Regions from separate parts of the Homo sapiens genome. Here region 2 is linked to region 1. A link is a loop called in an ENCODE intact Hi-C map of the cell type or tissue named here. Cell type or tissue: PC-9. All regions are shown on one strand. Links, peaks and the distances in the headings refer to the core of each region. The heading gives the core; the rest is flanking DNA. Region 1 overlaps MYO18A (myosin XVIIIA). Region 2 has its middle 27 kb from the start of CRYBA1.

Region 1 (2,906 bases), core at 118-2,617:
AGCAAAGACCCCTGTCACACAGACCTAGTGGACACGCTAATGCCATACAAAGGCACGAGGCAGTGCGGCCAGAGATATGGGGGTAGGGGCAGCCCTGCCCTGTCAAACACAGGGAGAGGCTTACACGTTATACAGATGGGCACAGGAGTGGTGTAAAGGGGCTAGAAGCCCCCAGAGGCCTCAGGAGGTCACCAACTCAGACATAAGCATTCATAGGTACTGACGGTGTGGGGCTGTCAAACCTGGCACCCTCTAAGAAGGACACTTGAACTGGGAAGAAACGGTGTCTGGGGGAGCTGGGGAAACAGACGAGGGACCCAGGGCCCATCGGGCTCCTCTTGTTGTGTGTGGGCGAAATGGCAGCAAGGTCATCCCGTGCCCCGGGTGGGGGATGGGCACCCCAGTGGCATGGACCCACCCTCAGGTTAGCCCGAGCCCCTACACTCTCGGAGGGCCCCAGCTGTGAGGCACAGTCAGCCTGAAACCTGAGGCCCAGGCATGGACACTGGCTGGGTCCTGACCCCCTGGGTGAGAAATCAGGAAAAGATAAGAAAACATAAGAAGTATGTTCTTTGTCACATTTCTTGGAGTTGAAAGTAAAGGAGACGTGGGCTCTCCTCTCAGGTTGGCTTCTGGCTTTAGACAGATCCCTCCAGTGCTGGACGGCCCTTCCCCAGATTGGAGTAGGAGGGCTGGGCTGCACCAGTGGCTCCCAGATCTCCGGGTTTCATGGACCCATGAAATAACTCTGAATAGGAGGATCACCACGTGGCTGGCCACATTTTGGTGTGTTAAGTGAGGACATTAAAAAGGCTAGTTCTTTATATTTGAAGAACTATAACTATAAAAATCATGGCCAGGTGCAGTGGCTCACACCTGTAATCACAGCACTTTGGGAGGCTGAGGTGGGTGGATCACGAGGTCAGGAGATCGAGACCATCCTGGCTAACACAGTGAAACCCTGTCTCCACTAAAAATACAAAAAATTAGCTGGGCATGGTGGCGGGCACCTGTAGTCCCAGCTACTTGGGAGGCTGAGGCAGGAGAATGGCGTGAACCCAGGAGGTGGAGCTTGCAGTGAGCCGAGATTGCGCCACTGCAGTTCAGCCTGGGCGACAGAGCGAGACTCCATCTCAAAAAAAAAAAAAATCATTACAATGTTGTATATATATATTTTTTCTCAAATCACATAAGACAGGGGAGACCTTTATGTTGAATAGACACCTTCTATGGGCCAGGTATTTGGGGACTGATGAATAAGGTGACATCATAGCCTGTAACTAACTCCCTTAAAGCTCATCTGAAAATGGGTTTCTCACATTGGCCAGGAGGTGGAGACAGAGAATGTCTCACGTTCAGGCATGGGCTGGGAAGAGGGCAGAGATTCTGCCTTTCCAGCTTTCTCTCTCCAGAGTGAGCAGAGTTGAAACACCTAGAACTCAACCAGGCCCCCCTTGGGCTCCAGTGGCTGAGAACCACATGCCACATGGGCCCAACTTGAAGGGCGACACTCGGTCTAGATGCTCCCCAGGGGCCTGACACAGAGCTGCACCATCTCAAGCTCCCGGCACTACCTCCCGCTGGGGTCCTCCCAGACACAGGGTGGGAGCCTGGAGGGGAAAGAGGCCTTACACTCCAGCAGGAGGCCCGAGCACAGACGCCAGCCCAGGTGCAGGCCAGTGGGGCTAGGTGGTCACTGGAGGGAGCGGAGGGCTCCTGAGTGGGGGGAGAGCACCCTACCTGGCTGTGGGCATGAGAGGCGGCCTCAGAGTCCAGCTACCGACAGCAAGCAAAGGAGAGAGAGAGAAGAAGGGTGAAGATAAGCAGACCACTGGCACGCCCCCTTCAGCAAGTGCTCCTGAGTCAAGTGGGCCGGCACTCTCTAGTTGTCCAAGGCTCGGGGTGAAGGTGGGGGAGCTTGGTGCCAGGACCTGGGACCTGGCCTGAGCAGGTGAACTGCACCCAGTCAAGGAGAGGCCAGGAAGGTGAAGAGACACTAGTGACCATCAGGCCTCTCAGAGGAGATGCTCCTCTAAGTCATTCCCGGTGGCCCGGGCAGGAGTCTGCCACTCTGCCTCTGGCCGCAGTCTCTCCTGGGCTGGCCATCCGGTCTATTCTGAATCAGGCTCCCTCTTCTGTGTGTCTACCAGGTCAGGCCACCTCACCACACCCAAGGCCTGGGCCCCCTGCCAGCCTCTTGCCTTATCTCCAGAGCATTTCTCAGCCTAGCTCCCCTGTGGCCACCAGCACAGAGCTGTTCCTTGCCTTCTAACACAGCCCAAGGGTGCCACTCCCTAGGCCAAGGGCTGTGTTCAGAGCTGTCGCCCTGCACCTCTCATAGAACACAGCTCCCAGCAGCTTGCAGTCTAGAATCTCTTCCTCAACCCCGACGTACCCTATAGCACTCCCACCTCTGCCAGCCAGGCACACCGACCCCATCTAGATCCAACCTGGGGACCACTTGACAGCTGCCCAAGAGCAAAGGCACTGTGGGCAAACCCTGTGGCCAGCCGTGACCTCTCTGGTTACTTAAAGCCCTGAAAAGCCTTTCTGGGGAGGAAGGCAAGTCAACCAGGACTTGGATGTTACCTGTTAGAAATCGGCAAGGAGTTATCAGGCCCCACCTGGGTCTAGAGAGCCAGGTCACCAAAAATAGCGACAGCAACCTTCCTTACCACCCGCCAGGCCCTGACACCAACACATGTCCTCGAGGCAGGACAATGTGGCCAGAGAAAGGGACTGGGCCCTGAGCGAGGAGGGGTGCCCTCCCACATGCACAGGACTTTGGGCTCTCTGGAGGAACCACTCTCCCCAGAGCACTTCTCTCATTTCTTTAAGAGAGAGCCCAACATGAGGGCCCACAGGCCGCCATGGAGCCATCTTCATGGTCAGCGCGCCTACAGACA
Region 2 (2,906 bases), core at 159-2,658, 95 kb after region 1:
CTGGGATTATAGGCATGAGCCACCATGCTCAGCCATTTGTTTGTTTTCTGATACAGGGTCTTGCTCTGTTGCCCAGGTGGGAGTGCAGTGGTGCAATCATGGCTCACTGCAACCTCGACTTCCCAAGCTCAAGCGATCCTCCCGCCTTAGCCTCCCTCGTAGCTGGAACCACAGATGTCCGCCACCATGCCCACCTAATTTTTTACATTTTTTGTAGGGACAGGATCTTGCTGTGTTGCCCAGGTTGGTCTCAAACTCCTGAGCTCAAGCAATCTTCCCAACTTTGCCTCCTACAAGTGCTGGGGATTACAGGTGTGAGCCACTGCACCTGGCCCCTGTGAAGTTTTTATAAAACATTAGCACTGGAAGGGATCTCACAGACCAATTAGTCCCACTCCCTCATTTTACATGTGCAGAAACTGAGGCCCAGGCTGGCCACGCATGGTGGCTTACACCTGTAATCCCAACACTTTGGGAGGCTGAGGCAGGAGGATCATTTGAGCCCAGCGGTTCAAGACCAGCCTGGACAGCATAACAAGAACCCCCATCTCTACAAAAAAAATTAAAAATTAGGCCAGGTGCGGTGGCTCACGCTTGTAATCCCAGCACTTTGGGAGGCCGAAGCGGGCAGATCATGAGGTCAGGAGATCGAGACCATCCTGGCTAACATGGTGAAACCCCGTCTCTACTAAAAATACAAAAAATTAGCCGGGCATGGTGGCAGGTGCCTGTAGTACCAGCTACTCGGGAGGCTGAGGCAGGAGAATGGCGTGAACCCGGGAGGCAGAGCTTGCAGTGAGCCGAGATCGTGCCACTGCACTCCAGCCTGGGTGACAGAGCAAGACTCCGTCCCAAATAATAATAATAATAATAATAATAATAATAATAATAATAATATCTTAAGAGGTATAAGAGCTAATATGCTTCCTTCCGGGCTTCATTCTAAGCTCTCTAGATGGATTGATTCGTTTATTACTCACAACATACCTGAGAGTTAGGTTTTTATGTTCCCCTAATATGACAATATTGAGTCTTAGGTTAATTGACTTGCCTGAGGTCACACAGTTAACACAATACTGAATACAGGTAGTCCAAATAAAGAGCCATGAGCGTGGGGGGGAATTGCCTGGAGGCCTTAACATATGATTTCTATACCCTACCCTCAGAAAGTCTGATTCTCTCGGCCTGAAGTGAACAAGCTGGAATTTGCATTTTAGCCATGCACCCTAGGTGATTATGGTTTGGTGGCTATCGGACCACTCTCTGAAAAAACCCAGTTCGAATGTACCTTTTTTCTCAATTCAGAGTTTTCTGGCACAATCCCTCCCTTCCTTGGGACTCCCTGTCCTCAAGGGACCCCGCTTTCCGGAGTCTGCTGGGAATAAGGGTACTCTGGAAACGGACGTATGCCCCCTGGTGGTCAGAAATTAGAGGCTAGGCGCTACAGCCAGCAGGGTCCCGTCAACCGCACAAATTTGTGAACTTTTCTAGAATTTCGTTCAGCCAGTATTACTGAGGTGCCACTATGGGCCAGCACTGAGCCATTGTAATACACAGCACATTGGAGAGAAAGAAGACTTCTGGGGACAGAATTTTTCAAGGTGACTGCTCACCTATTTTCATCCGTGGATACAAAGGCATCAGTTTCAAGCTGCAATTGGACAAATTTCACCTGGTCTAAGTATTCGTATCTGGCAACATATAGCTCTGATCTTAGGTCTTTAGGAGGCTGAAAAAGAGTTTTTTGAAAAAGGCTGAGTCCACCCTCGGGAAGGAAACACAGGAGCATGTATATTTGCAGGGCTCCAAGGCTTTGTAGTCAGGCTGTTCCAGCTCTGTTACTTCAGGCTCTGGGACCCGGGAGCAGTTATTTCATCTTTCTAAGCTGCAGCTGCTTCACCTGAACTATGTGAATAATAACAACACCTGTCTCAAAGGTTTGTGTGATGAAATGGTCTCTTAGTGCCTGGCACAAGATAAACGTTCAAAAAAGTTGTAGGTATTTTGAAATATAATACTTTGTAGTTATATACCATAAAGTATACACTATATATACCAGGGTTCTAACACCAGCCTTAATTCATTCACCTTAAAAAGGAACACAAATGGGCCGGGCGCGGTGGCTCACGCCTGTAATCCCAGCACTTTGGGAGGCCGAGGCGGGTGGATCAACTGAGGTTGGGAGTTCAAGACCAGCCTGGCCAACATGGCGAGACCCTGTCTCTACTAAAAATACAAAAATTAGCCGGGCGTGGTGGTGCGCGCCTACAATCCCAGCTACTCGGGAGGCTGAGGCAGGAGAATCGCTTGAACCCGGGAGGTGGACATTGCGGTGAGCCGAGATCGCGCCACTGCGCTCCAGCCTGTGCAACAAGAGCAAAACTCCGTCTCAAAAAAAAAAAAAAAAGGAACACGAATAATTCTTGAGGCCAGGCACAGTAGCTCACTCCTGTAATCCCAGCACTTTGGGAAGCCAAGGTGGGAGAATCACTTGAGGCCAGGAGTTGGAGACTAGCCCAGACAACATAGTGAGACCCCTGTCTCTCCAAATAAAAAAAAAATTAGCCAGACATGGTGTCATGAACCGGTAGTCCCAGCTATACAGGAAGCTGTCGCAGGAGGATCACTTGAGCCCTGTAGTTGGAGGCAGCAGTGAGCCACTCCTGCCTGGGTGACAGACCAAGACCCCATCTAAAAAAAAGAAAAAACTCTTGATCCACTGTAGTTGAGAGACAAGATTTCCTCCAGTTTTGAATCCTCTAATATGTGATGCATAGACATCTAAACTATTCCACACTGTTGGTGGGATTGCAAGCTAGTACAACTTTGAAAAATTGTTTGATAGTGTCTGCTAAAACTGAACATATTTATGGCCCAGCAATTTATTCTTAGGTATATTCCCAAAA

Evidence for each region. Hi-C counts contacts between places; a loop is a spot of excess contacts. Peaks named below come from ENCODE experiments on the same cell type or tissue, not always from the same donor. Only the 100,000 strongest peaks of a DNase experiment are listed, where the experiment ranks them.
Region 2: it touches region 1 in a loop (14-fold over the local background); 22 of 110 quality-filtered maps call a loop at or near these places.

The regions. Positions count from the first base shown.
Region 1 is chr17:29,122,913-29,125,818 of GRCh38, forward strand. The region is part of intron 2 of MYO18A (myosin XVIIIA); the gene reads right to left. Among named protein-coding and RNA genes, the nearest start is that of MYO18A, 56 kb to the right of the region's middle. In PC-9, for the core only: CTCF peaks have their summits at 1,342 (motif pointing right) and 1,542; DNase peaks (open chromatin) are centred at 1,329 and 2,209; H3K27ac peaks cover 1,172 bases.
Region 2 is chr17:29,218,169-29,221,074 of GRCh38, forward strand. No RefSeq gene overlaps it. Among named protein-coding and RNA genes, the nearest start is that of CRYBA1, 27 kb to the right of the region's middle. RefSeq lists a silencer at 1,443-1,532. In PC-9, for the core only: CTCF peaks have their summits at 1,410 (motif pointing left) and 1,624; a DNase peak (open chromatin) is centred at 1,413.